Regions from separate parts of the Homo sapiens genome. Here all the other regions are linked to region 1. A link is a contact called in ENCODE Hi-C or POLR2A ChIA-PET data. All regions are on one chromosome and are shown on one strand. The core of a region is the stretch at or near the end of the contact, and the rest is flanking DNA. Distances in the headings are between cores, read along the strand shown. Region 1 has its middle 210 kb from the start of LINC02344. Region 2 holds the start of PROSER1 (proline and serine rich 1). Region 3 holds the start of MRPS31 (mitochondrial ribosomal protein S31).

What was found. A loop is a pair of places that touch in the nucleus more often than their neighbours do. ChIA-PET counts read pairs that join two places held with the same protein, here RNA polymerase II (POLR2A). Pooled maps may share reads with other maps.
Region 2: a pooled map shows a loop between it and region 1 (7-fold over the local background). The contact joins the promoter of PROSER1 here to the enhancer-like site in region 1. A Hi-C loop is called at or near these places in 2 of 168 maps with a recorded cell type or tissue (both naive thymus-derived CD4-positive, alpha-beta T cell), 1 of 37 single-sample maps with no recorded cell type and 10 of 50 pooled maps.
Region 3: a pooled map shows a loop between it and region 1 (4-fold over the local background). The contact joins the promoter of MRPS31 here to the enhancer-like site in region 1. A Hi-C loop is called at or near these places in 1 of 168 maps with a recorded cell type or tissue (CD8-positive, alpha-beta T cell) and 2 of 50 pooled maps. POLR2A ChIA-PET finds 5 or more read pairs at or near these places in 1 of 52 experiments (naive thymus-derived CD8-positive, alpha-beta T cell).

Annotation. Positions count from the first base shown.
Region 1 is chr13:33,546,114-33,550,823 of GRCh38, forward strand. It overlaps a transcript of STARD13 not described here. Among named protein-coding and RNA genes, the nearest start is that of LINC02344, 210 kb to the left of the region's middle. Within about 2 kb of position 2,163, at least 2 of the 41 ENCODE cell types and tissues checked have a DNase peak (open chromatin) inside an H3K27ac peak, as active enhancers do.
Region 2 is chr13:39,035,018-39,039,338 of GRCh38, forward strand. It overlaps PROSER1 (proline and serine rich 1), which reads right to left and starts at 3,072. Exons shown (of 13, transcript NM_025138.5): 1 at 2,181-3,072. The coding sequence starts at 2,225. It overlaps NHLRC3 (NHL repeat containing 3), which reads left to right and starts at 3,439. Exons shown (of 7, transcript NM_001012754.4): 1 at 3,439-3,706; 2 at 4,119-4,271. The coding sequence starts at 3,623. RefSeq lists an enhancer at 1,301-1,410 and a silencer at 2,553-2,782.
Region 3 is chr13:40,768,142-40,772,828 of GRCh38, forward strand. MRPS31 (mitochondrial ribosomal protein S31) reads right to left here and starts at 3,049. Exons shown (of 7, transcript NM_005830.4): 1 at 2,844-3,049. The coding sequence starts at 2,995. RefSeq lists an enhancer at 2,938-3,107.

The sequences.
Region 1 (4,710 bases), core at 913-3,412:
AAGAATTGGTTGACTTTGATACAGTAATTAGATTAGGATTCCCACGTCAGATTTTCTTTCAAAAATAATTCCTATTATTATGTGGAAGCCTCCTTTTCTGATTTTTTTCTCTTATTTTCTAAGAACATAATATGTAAATGGATGTATAATGAATATTTGTGGCAAAAAGCATTTGTCTAAGAAGAATTAAGTTGATTCAGCTGTTAAAGGGGTCTTAGTTGTTAGAGCTTTTTGGCGGTTTATTTGCTATAATCAATAGACTTATTAATACTTTTAATTTTAGCCTAATAGTACTAATAGTCACATTTTGACTAACTATTGGGCCAGTTTTTCTTTGTCATTCATTGGTAGTTGAGTCTCTGTAGCCTTTATACTGCCCTATTTTTGGTTTGCCACATTTTAAATCTCAAACTGCCTATAATTTATACTGTTAGTCTTTGGAAATAAGTTTGAATTGACTATTCTGCTAAACTCATTTTAATGACCATGCTCCCTTGTGATGAGCTAAATTTATTTATTATTGTGTTGTCGTATTAATTTTTTTTTTTTTGAGACAGTCTCACTCTGTCGCCCAGGCTGCAGTGCGGTGGCTCAGTCTCCACTTACTGCAACCTCCACCTCCCGGGCTCAAGTGATTCTCCTGCCTCAGCTTCCTGAGTAGCTGGGATTACAGGCAAGATTAATGTTTTTTATTTGTAATCAATTTAAGCCTAATACATGTTCTAATAATTTTTGTATTTCATATATGGATAAATTATAATAATTCTTTTAAAGTGAAAGTATTGATGAGAGATACTTTTTTTTGGAATAGCTCATTTTAAGCCCCTGATACTTGATATGGATAAAATATTTTCAGTGTTTAATAAAATGTTGAAATATATTTAACTTTACTAATTTGAGCCCTGCCAATTATAATACTTTAGAAAAAGTGAAAATATAATAGTACATTTATAAGGCTTTTAAGTATTCACAAAATAGTCATTTCCCAGTAGATGTTTTTCAGCTCTTATGATACAGTGTTTTCTTTTTCTTTTGGCCATGTATTGATCAGAATTAGTCATTAACTTTACTAACAACTGGATTTAGTTTGTCAGCCTTGATGGTTTGGTTACACAGATGTAGCTATTGTGTCAACCCCACTGTTTTAAATATGTTCCTATGCCAGGTGAAATTTGATCCCTTTAAGCAAATTTCTGTTAAACACTTTGTGTCAGTTTCAGTAACGTTTCCCCAATGAACATTCCTACTGTACAAAATTTTACATATGTGTATTTACATATTTATACTTTTTTCACAAATGTGGGAATTTAGGATACTATGTTTGTAAAAATTGGGCAATTTTTCTTGAAGATAATTTTTAAAATTACAGCAAAACATAGGGCCCTGAGAAGAAGAGGTAAAATATATGGAAGAGCAAGTATGTATAGATAATTTTGTAACGTAACCTTGAGAGAAATATAGAAAACTGAGACAACATAAGCCAAAGGAAAGGAATTGGGATGTAAAACCTTTAGGGTAGAGCAGTGCTCTGCTGTGGTCATTTATGCCTTGGCATTAAGTTCTTTTGAATATAAAACAATGCATTTAGAAGGATTTTAAGACTATATCACAGTGCACTGGCATTTTCTTCTTCAATTTTCCAGGGCTAAATAAGGTAATTGAATAATAAAACTTAAAAGCATTTTTCATTTCATGAAGATCCAAGAAAAAATATTTCATAACAATTTTTATTTACAAGAAGGAAAAACATATTCATAAGAATCTTAGATGATTAGTAGGTTAATGAAATAAAAAGTTTGTTAGGAAGAAGGAATACTAGTTATTGAACAATGCCAATTTTTTCTATTTAAAAATATTTAAAATGCCATTAGTTGATTTATTTAATGAGCCATCAGCCTTTATTTTAGATTCACTATAACTCTGATCTCCTAAACCTGCTTTTCCTATCAGGTCTTAAATATTTCATCCCTGCTTTCTTTTACAATATAGTTTTTGGGAATGTAACTATCATGTTGATAAGTAATGCTAGGTGAAGGAAAAAGTTAAAACAACTCCAATGCTAGGCAGTGATATACCATAGAAAAATAAATGAGCCAAAGATAGGGGAAGTGATTTTTTTTGGAGGAAGAAAACAGAAATGAGAACAAGAGGACATGGATGACTGCTGAAAAACTGACCAAGTTCCTCTTCAGTCTTCTAACAGAATTTGGAAGATGTTCTTAGCATGCAACTGTTGGTTGAAAAAAACCCAAATGTACAAGGGCCATCAGTTCTTAAAAGTGGAATAGTGCATAGAAAGCTTATTGACACAACATAGCAGTTTGATGAAATGGACTGAAGCCATTTCTGTGGAGTGGACTCGTGGAAAATGTGATGCCTGATTCATAAAATTGTACACAGTTGAATGTTGCTATATAGGTAAGGTTTTGCAAACTCAGGACTCTCAGGAAACATCAAAGGTATATAGTTGGCACACTTAATTTTAGATATGTGTGATACGTTTGTGATTTTTTTTAAAAAAATATTTCCAGGAATGCTTAAGAAGATTATACCACCTCATGCTATAAAATAAAACTAACTTGGAGAATTCAACAATGTTTGCTGTTTTAATATGCATCTTACAAAGATAATTATAAACACTGAGAGTATTTACTGCAATGCCCTGAATATAGTATGCCTAAAGAATTTTCTGTATAAAAATAATTGTATTTATTTTAGTTAAAAATTGAGTAAAATATACATGCATCAAAATAATTTCTAGGTAGACCAAAGTGATATATGTAAAGAAAGACAAAATCAAAAATCAGGAAATTGCTGGTGAATATCTAATCTCGGGATAGAAAAATATTTTTTTAAATCACAAAAGCAATCAGTAATCAAAAGAAAAGATGACTGATAATTATTACCATATAAATATTTTTAAACTCATGTGTTAACAATTTATAGAACAAATAAGTTCGAGAAAATGTTTGTCCTTAGCATGTCAGTTAATTAAAATAAAACACAGAAACTTCATACAGTTCAGCAAAGGACATCTTGATTTGTGCTTTGGAGAATCTATTGAGTTTTTTTGGTTACTGAGTAATAGTTTAGTTAGATGTGTTGCTATAGCTATACATTCTTCCATCTTATGTTTTCAAAATATTAAGTGTCCTCATTTATTTTTTGTGTAATTGAGAATAAACTGAAATCAAGTAATACACATTCTCTCATAAAAATAAATATACTCGGTCATTGAATTGTAAAGTGTGGATCCCAGGATGATATCATCATCACCTGGAAACTTGTTAGAAATACACATTCTTGTCCCCTGACCAAAATCTATTGAATGAGAAACTCTGAGGGTGAAGCCCAGCATTTTAAAATCTAAAAATCCATGTTTTAACCCATTTGGGGATACTAAATAAACTGCTGTAGTCCTTCAATAAGCCCATCACACATTTTCACCATGTCATCTATAGGCACTTTTTCTACGGTGTTAACATCATCTTCATCATCACTATTATCATAATCACCTTGATTAAGAACCATTTTGGCTATTTCCCCATGGATCAATGAATGAATAATTAGAGCCGCATTATTGCTGGTAAAAACTTACATGACATCTGTTTCTTCCATCTTACTGCCAGACTCTGAAGGTGTATTTTTTTGTATATGTATGGAGGTCAGACATTATTTTTTTTCTCATGTGACATATAGAAACCTTCAAAGTCACCACTTTGTTCATCACCATCACTGAACATAGTTATAGCCCAGAGGTTGTGCCAGGCATGCACAACTGTGTATTTGTCACTGTATTCCAAACATGGGCATTCTTCGTGCTAAACTCCTTTTGAAAACTTTCCACACTCATGCCTCTGTTCACTGTTGCTAGCATGCTGATCAAGAAACTTTTTATATTTATTCTTTATTGATCCAAGAACACCCTAGTCACATGGATGAATTAATGAAGTCACAATTAGGGTAAAATACATGACCTAAACATTTTTAATGAGAATTTCTGCTGGATGATGAGCAGAATCCTTATCAAGCAGTGCCAAAATCTTGCAGTCGTTAATCATTCAGTCTAGATTCCCTACAGCAAGCAAGAGCCACTAGTACCAAATGTTTGTGAAACCAATCAGAAAAGATATCCCTAATTCTCTATGCCTTTTTGTTAGCATAATAATTTACTGGAAAGAAATTTACTCCTTGAAAACAACAAGGATATAAGCTTTTGTCTATCATAGCAAGGTTTTCTTTATGCATGCGTGCTGCATTAGCACATCCCAGAACAGTTATTCTGTCCTTAGCATCCTTAATTCCTATTGAAGCTGTCTCACCAGCTGTAGTCAGTGTTTTTCTGGTGCAATAATGCCGAAACAGTGATGTTTCATCAGCATTACAGACCTGTCCTGGTATCAGATTTTCATCAGTGATGACCTTAGTAACCTCATCAGTGAATATCTCCCTTGCTTCATGATCAGGAAATGGTACAAATCTTCAAAACCTTAACGCTGTGCTTTTTCTTAAATTTATGCAACTAGCCTGTTGAATGTTCACAGTTCCCTTCAATTTTCAGTTCATCGTGATAGATCTTTGCAAGTTTCATGTTCAGCATACCATTAAGTGGCATGTATTCACTGTGACACTGATGGTTCCATTCTTTCAATACATATTCAAGGACTTCATATTTCACTCCATGCATTGCTTTTCTATTTTTCATTAACT
Region 2 (4,321 bases), core at 1,822-4,321, 5.5 Mb after region 1:
GTCAGTAGCCACTAATCATTAAAAATGAACTAATCCCTTTGCTTGTACTATAAAATAATTTTAATATTCATATTTTTCACATATATCATTCTGCTAGGAGAAAGTATTATGACCAGTCAACTGAAATATCCTGGGTGCTCAGTAGTTCAATATTCACTGAAAAGGGAGAAAATGGCATTCTAAATAATGTATTCCTAGGAGTTTTATTATCAATGTAATAATCGGACACAGTCAAATACAAGTTTCTGAACAAAGTCTTGGATTGTACTGATGCCAAGTCATATCTCAATTCTTCCATCAATGCCTGAGAGGCCCAGCTGTAACCCCAGGCAGGACAGCATGGTGCTCTGCAAGCATAGTTTGAATACTGCCCCCAGCCCCCAACTTACCACCTAGGGAGTCTTGAGCTGATAGTTAACCTCACAGAGAATAGGCCACCAGCTATAAGCAAGAAGTACAGTGCCTACACCTCATGCGTTGTAAGGAGAATCAAAACAAATAATGACTGGAGAAAGTGCTTAAAAACAGGCTCACAAAGTAAGTGCTCACTAATTAATAGCTATCATTCCCTCCTTTTTGAATAATCAGTTAACCATTGCTTTTTCCCCCTTTCTACTCCCTTTCCCAGTTCTTCTGCTAGTGGCTTCTTATATGCCTCTGTTTTAAATGACAGTAGTGACAATCAGTATTATCTATCATATAAACTCACTGTGATACTCAAGAGATGACCTGGTTTAAACTGACTTACATTTACAAAGAACGATTTTTAAGAAAATCAGTAGTAATGCTCATATTTAGATATGCCAATATTTTATTCCATTTTAATAGACCATGACAATGTTGATGTGTCTAATCACTCGGCAAAGCCAGCAGAAGATATATTTTAACTGCTGACCAGAAATACAGACTTAAGTTGCCATCTCATGTGAACAACACTTTCATATCTGGAAAATTTCCTATTCCCCTCTTTAGAATTTACTGTGACGTTTTTATGACACCAGGAAGAGAATATGCACACTGAGACCCTGTATCTTCCAAAAGTAAAAATCTGCTGGTCTACTTGGACTCACCAATTATTTTCTCATGAAAAGTAATTAAAAATCAGCCCAAGAACAAATTGTGACAAATTTCTAGGCATATAATTAGCAAACCAATATTTTATTTCAAAAATTAATTGGACACTTAGGTTTGCAAAAGCAGAACTTGTTCAAAAAAGAATGTTCAGTATTATCAAATATGAAAACTTAAACACGTCAATTTGAAAAAAGAAAAAAGCTGTATAAAAACAAAGCAAAACAGCAAGACCAGAGACAATTTTAATAATAGCTTTGTAAACTGAAATAAGCACCAGAGCACATGGCAACAATTTCTTCCGTTTCAGTCAAGGGTCGTAAAGGTATGCAGCTGACGAAAGAATAATTGCCCGGAAGGCCGAAGGAAAGCACCGTGTGTTGATGTAACAATGGTACATCAAGTCCTTACATTTTAAAATAAGTAACTTCTCGGTATTTTTGTGCTTGAGATATTGTTAGGCTCAAGACTACCTTCCAGAATTGTTGCTGTCTGGTTCACTCTGGGAAATGCGATCCACACAACAGCCTCAAAAAGCAGCAAAAACTTGGAAAGCAGGAGAAAAAAGTTTTGAAGCTCAAGTTATTGACGGCCAATTCCTAAGAACGTGACTTTAAACTTAATGCCACACTTACCATCAGGACACGAATTTTGCATGGCCAACGCAACAAATATACTCTACCTTATGCTTAGATTTGAAAACCCCATCATAATAACTACCATAAAAGAAACTTTCTGCGTATTACCTCTCGTTTTCAGTCACTCTTGTGTTACTGAAAGATGAGGCAATAAACTCAAAAATATTAAACCCCTTACCCAAAAAGTACAGAGCTATTACGGATTTGTAAAGCCGGCTTTGGAACCGAGGGCTTTACAAATGTAATTCCCACGACACCGTGCTGAGTCTCAAATTTGGCGTTAACGTAACTTAATTTCTATTTGTACTGGAAACGTATCAAGATATAAACTCCTCCATTACACGTGAAAATTCAAACCAATTTGGCAATCCTAGGACCCTTATTCTGCACAATCTCCATACAGTACCTCAAAGAGAGTCTAAAACACGAGAATTCATCTCATAAAATAATTCATGGAATCGGTCTAATTACCTTTCTAATTTCATCCAGCACCATTTCAAAGGACTTTTTATCCATCTTGACTACTATCCCGACGTGGTTTTAACAGTTATACTTGCAATTAAAAGACGTTCATCCCTGGTCTGCTCCGCCGATAGTAAAAAATATTTATAGCTGAGGAGGAAAAAGACTCCACGAGCAAGAGAGGATGCGAAGAGGTAGAGAGTATTGCAAACTTCGCAAAAAAAATTTCTAAAAATTGAGATTCAGAAAAACTCTTTTTATTAAAAAGAAAAAACACTCCAGTCAGGCTTCCCCAGCTTATTCACACAATGGTTCAGGGCACCTCGGGCAAGAGCCAGGTCCTCTGAGTTTTGCAGAAAAACCCGGGCTCGGCGGCAGGTTTGAGTGCGGTTTCCCTGCAGCTGAGGGCCAGGTGCCGCCAGAGGTAGCTCTTGAAGGCGCTTTCCCAGGTGGAGCGGCCGGCAGAGTAGAAACACCTGCGCTCAGAGTCCACGGGCGGCGGGGAGGGAGGCGCCGGTCTCTCGACCCGCACCTGCGCCTCGGCCGCCGGCCGCGACCCTCACCGCCGCGAACCCGGACGCATGGTCCGGCTCGCGCTCATCCCCAGCCGCTCCGCCCGACTCCTGGATACCTCGGCCCCGGCAGCAGGCGGCCCGGCAGGCTCTTTGTTACCAGCTGCTGCAGCTTCCGGGAGCGGGCCGGCGGCTGGGGAGCACCAGGAGCCGGGCGAAGAGGGGCACGGCCTCGCATAGGGGGACTCCGGAAAAACGCAGCCCCAACAGCGCCAGACGCCCTGCCTGGTTACCCCTACAGCCCCCACCAGCTCATGGGGACCTACAATAAAGCCAGTCGCGCCCAAGTAAACTCAACACTGCGCCGCCAGCTTGGGCCCCTCTTTCCTGAAAGCCAGAGGTGGGGTCCTGGTGTGGGAATATAGGCATCCATAGCGGATGCCTGGATGGTAGGAATAGGATGTGGCAAAAATCCTTCCCGAAGCCTAGCGGTCATTATTTTGAATGTCATCCCCACCATACCTCGTGTCTGAGTGTGCGATGTTTTGATTTTGCCCTCTGGATTAAAAAGAATAAATGGCGAGCGATTAAGGCATATCTACGGGCGCCCATACTTTGGTGGCCACTGAAAGTCAGCGGCGCGGACTGCCCTGAGGGCGGGAAAGGGTGGTCACTGGGTCAGCCCGAAGCACCTGACATGAGGGCGGGGACCCCGAAATGCACACGAAGTCCGGAACTGGTCTTCTGTGATTTTCATTCGCCCTGGTCTCTGTTCCCTTTCGTACTCAAAGCTCGTGCATCCAGGGAGGGGAAACCGGAGATAGGGTCTTCGGGCCCCGGGCAGACCCTCTGTGCCGCTGCAAACCGTTGCAGCCTGAGGCTGTCAGGTCCTCCCCCAGACACCTGCGGACCCTCCCTCTCCTGGCTTCCCGTCTGGTCATGGCGAGATTCTGGGTCTGCGTAGCCGGTGCTGGCTTCTTTCTTGCATTTTTGGTTTTGCATTCGCGTTTTTGTGGCTCTCCAGTGAGTTGGGTAGTGAGGAAATGACTGTCGGGTGTGCGGGTAGCCCTGTTGGGAGGCGTCGCCACGGTCGTGGCATGGAGGTGGCAGGCCCTGGTTCCCTCAGTAGCTTGTCTCAAAGCCTGCACCTGGGTCCAAACTGCCTTGACCCTTTGAGTTTAAAAATTTGTGTATGTTACATCGCCATTTTCCTCTTTCCCAACTCTTACTACATCCTCAAATAATTTGCAGACTTGTATTGTGGTCGTGTTGGTCTTTAGGCATCTAAGCTCATTTCTTTGGAATTATTTCAGTCCAGCAAACTTCTAGTTGTCAAGGCATGCTTAAAAATAAGCCCTGTTACCCGGCCCCCCCGCCCTTTTTTTGTTCTTACCTAGACGGTAAACTAAATCTGAATTGTCTGATTTTGTTTAAGGTTTTGAGGAACTTTACTTTTGCAGTTTCCTGGAGAACTGAGAAAATTCTTTACCGGCTGGATGTGGGTTGGCCTAAGCACCCAGAATATTTTACCGGAACAACATTTTGTGTTGCAGTTGACTCCCTCAATGGATTGGTTTACATAGGTCAAGTAAGTAAATAGAGATTTAAAAAAATTATGAACACAAAGGAAGTAACAGC
Region 3 (4,687 bases), core at 1,799-4,298, 7.2 Mb after region 1:
GGTATTTGACTACTGAAGAATTTTCAAAACTCTGAATGTGTTAGTTTCAGTAAGAGGGTATATTAAAAAATTATTTGCTAAATATAGTGAATATCTACTCTGTGGTGGGCACTATACTAGGTACTGACAATATATTAGTAAATAAGAATTTCATGGTCCCTGCCTTTATGAAGCTGACGTGCTACAGCACTGCTTCTCAAACTTTAAGCTTAGCCCCCACCCCCCAACTAGGAGGGCACTGACCTCCAACAGGCATCACCCCGCTAAATCCCCTGGAAGTCTTTAATATGCATAAAAATTTTTTTTTTTTGAGACAGGGCCTCACTCTGTCAGACAGGCTGGAGTGCAGTGGTGTGATCTCAGCTCACTGCAGCCTTGACCTCCCTGAGCTCAGGTGATCCTCCCACCTCAGCCTCCTAACTGGGACTAATTTTTTGTAGAGACAGGGTTTCGCCATGTTGCCCAGGCTTGAATTCCTAGGCTCAAGCGATCTGCCCGCCTCCCAAAGTGCTGGGATTACAGGTGTGAGCCACCACACCTGGCCCACAGAAATTATCTATGCTCCTTGCTAAAACATACTTTGGTCCCACCAAAGAATTCTGATTCAACAGCTTTGTCCAGGAGACACTTGAGAATTTGCATTTCTAACAAACTCCCAGGTGACGCTAACGCTGCTGGTCAGAGGACCACGTTACAGTAGCTATGTATGTTACTTAATCCTTACACTTTAACAGAACAGGTTTCATTATTCTCACTTTACAGTACAAACTGTTGCCCACAGAAGTTAAAGTAGTGGTTATGAATCTCTACAGGTTATACAAATCACATAGGGAGCTGACTTAAAACACAATTCTTAGTTTGGAATTTAACATTTTAACTAAACCCCAGGTGATTCCCATGCAGGTGAGCTCAAGAGCCTGTATCAGACCCTGGGTTAAATATTGTATCAAGTTCAGCTGGGCATGGTGGTGCACGCCTGTAATTCCAGCAGTTTGGGAGGCGGAGGTGGGCGGATCATGAGGTCAGGAGTTCAAGACCAGCCTGGCCAATATGGTGAAATCCAGTCTCTACTAAAAATACAAAAATTAGCCAGGTGTGGTGGTGGGTGCCTGTAGTCCCAGCTACTTGGGAGGCTGAGGCAGAAGAATCGCTTGAACCCAGGGAGCAGAGGTTGCAGTGAGCCGAGATCACACACTGCACTCCAGCCTAAGCGACAGAGCAAGACTCTGTCCATATATATATATATATATATATATATATATATATATATATATATATATTATCAAGTTCTCAAAGCCAGAAAATGGCAGCCGCAGGTTAAGGATACTTACATGAAAGAGAAAATGGCAATTTCAAAAAATGCTGAAACTATTTGATCTGCTTATGAAAACGTCAGAGGCTATCAAATCAGGCACTTAAAAATTAGAATAAAAAACCAACTGCATAACTAGTATCCTCATAATCAGTACACAGGACTCTCATTATAATATTCAATATATGGTACAATCTATTTAAGAAAATGGTCATTATTTTACATTTAAAGTTACTATTCAAGGTATTTTAATAGAAAAGTGGTAATCAGGGGAATGAATCTCACATGTAATCTTTACTACAATGTTTTCTTTCAAGACTGCTATCATACCACAGAAAACAATCTACATTATAGGAAAATCACGTCTAAGTAACTCCCTAGCACTAAAAATAATAAACCTCTCGACCTAACCTCCCACCTGAGTTTGTTTCCACTGACAGCAGCTCATCAGTACTTCAAATGCAACACCTTCAACACCACATTCAAGACTCCTCTTTCAGACTGACTTTCCATTTTTCACACTTTCTATATTAAAAGGCCCCCTAACATAAACAGGTATTTGTTGTTTTCTAAAAATTATAATATATGGAAAAATCTTTCTCAAGCCTGGCTCCGCATTCTTCTGTTAACATTAAGGATACCCTAATACTCCAACGCAGCCAGTTGAAATTTTTGCTATCTCTGACTACCCTACCATTATCCCATGACGTCACATCCCTTTAATTCTACCTGTGCAATTTTTCTCCTCCATTCAGCTGGTCCTTCCCATCTTCACTGCTACTAACCTGCTTCAGCACTGTACTTAACCAAACTGCCTTCTGAGTGTTACGCATGGAATTTATGCAGCGGAATTAGGTTTTCATAATAAAGTTCTCGGAGGATAAATACCAAAACCAAGTATGCCACAATTCCCTTTTTTCCTGGCTAACTTCAACCAGTGGTCCTCCTTCAGATTTCGTCAGACTTTTCCAGAAACGATATCCTGAGTCTCCCCTATAATGGTTAGGTGTCCCTATTTGCTATCCCAGCAAGTACTCATTCATGTTGGCTGAATAGTGTACTCTGTTTACCTACACTATCTCAGCTATTACTTCACTACATAGCACTTGAATTGTCTACTTTCTGGAACTACACGCTCCGTGATGGCAGGACTGTCTCACTTGGGGTTTACAACCAGTACTGGCACGCTGTTTTTCGAGTTTTTCAGTAATGAACTAAAGAATAAATGAAGGAAAACAAATGAGACTATCAAATAAATCTTGGGAGGCAAAAGATAAAAACCTGGGTAAACTGACAGGAGATGATGACAAGAGGAATGAGGCGCGGCGTGTAGTAGAGCACAGCGACCAGGTTTGTAATCGTAGCTCTGTTTTCACGCACACTATGACCTTGGGCAAGTCATCTTTTCTTTCTGGGATTTCTCTTTCCTCAGATTTAAAGCAATAGCTTCTAAGACCCAGCAGGTGGTAACATCGACCCCAGGAAGTCGGAGGATGTACAGGACGGGGCACGGGGTTGCCTGAGGACCTACCGGGCCAACAGCGCTGAACTGCGGTACCTGACTGTTCCGTGCCGAACAGTGAGTAGCATAATCGCAGCCGCTGATGTCTCCGGGCTTCCAGAGGACAAAGGGTGGCGGGAAAGGGGGCGAAGAGGTAGGAACGTCGAGACTCTAGGAAACATCGCCGAGACACGAAATGAACCAAGAACACAACTGAAATGGTGCGTCCCGCTGCCAAACACGTCCCCGCCCTCTCTTCCGCTTCCGGCCTGGCGCCTTCCTCCCCCTTTGCGCTCCGGTGGGCTACAGGGGCGGGTAACTGTGTTCCGGACTCGCCCGCGGCCGGGCGGAGCCAGTTGCCTCCAAGCGACCCGACCCACCCCGCGATTGTAGTCCTAGAGGCGGAGTCCTCGCCAGAGTTCAGCAAAGGTTCGCTGGCCGAGGCGGGTCCCAGACCGGCGAACCCGACAGTGGAGGGCGTGACCAGTTGTGCAAAAACTACAGATGGTGCCAGTGAGATCAGTCTCTTCTTTAACAGACAATATTTTGCGATGTTTGGAGGGGAAGGGTCTACAGCGTTCACCACGTTCTCAAAATGCGCCATGGCCACCAAAGAGGTTTAAAAAAAATTACTAAAAGACCTGCTGCCCTATGAATTAGCGTTTCCTTTCAGTCTTTATTTTTGATGTAGAGTCAAAATGAGACATAGGTTTCATTTTTCAAAAATAGCTTTATGGCCGGGCACGGTGGCTCACGCCTGTAATCCCAGCACTTTGGGAGGCCGAGGCGGGTGGGTCACTTGAGGTCACGGGTGCGAGACCAGCCTGGCCAACATGGTGAAACCCCATCTCTACTAAAAAAAAAAAAAAAAAAAAAAAATACAAACACACACACACACACACACACACAATTAGCCGGCCGTGGTGGCGGGCGCCTGTAATCCCAGCTACTGGGGAGGCTGAGGCAGGAGAAGCGCTTGAACTCGGGAGGTGGGGGCTGCAGTGAGCCGAGATCGCGCCATTGCACTCCAGCTTGGGCTACAGGGCGAGATTCTTTGTCTCAAAAAAACAAAAAAGAAAAGAAAAAAAGATTTACGCCGGGGGCACAGTGGCTCATACCTGTAATCCCAGTACTTACGGAAGCCGAGGCGGGCAGATCACTTGAGGCCAGGGGTGAAGACCAGCCTGGTCAACATAGTGAAACCCTGACTCTACTAAAAATGCAAAAATTAACCTGGCGTGGTGGCGAGTGCCTATAATCCCAGCTACTCGGGAGGCTGAGGCAGGAGAATAGCTTGAACCCGGGAGGCGGAAGCTGCAGTGAGCCAAGATTGTGCCACTGCACTCCAGCCTGGGCAACAGAGTGAGACCCCGTCTCAAAAAAAAAAAAGGATGAAAAGATGCAAGAGAGAGACTTGGCTTTTACCTGTCCCTCATGAAACAGGGAACTGTGACCCCAGAAGAGATGTGGGGTTCCCAAACTTGGAAGGGGATGAGAATAAATCTGGTGGGAAATGTTGGCTAATAGGACACATGGGAACCACTAGCCTAAAATTCCATAAAGGCATTCCAAAGTTTACATCAACATTTTCCCTGTCCTCTCAAAAAATAATCAAGGTGGGGAGGTGAGTTTTTGTGATACTAAAACACAGCTTACATTGAGCAGATCTTCCTGAGATCCACTAACACTAACAGAACCTTTGTGACTGAATGCTCTACACAGTACACTTGGGGATGCTTACTTTGTCTGATTTGTAAAAAAACAAACAAAAATTAAAGCATAACTTTGTCAAAAAACAAAATTATGGCAAATTTAGCATAATTGGTTTTTATTTGTGATTCTAGAATAGTGTTCCAGTGAGTTGAGCAGAGGGG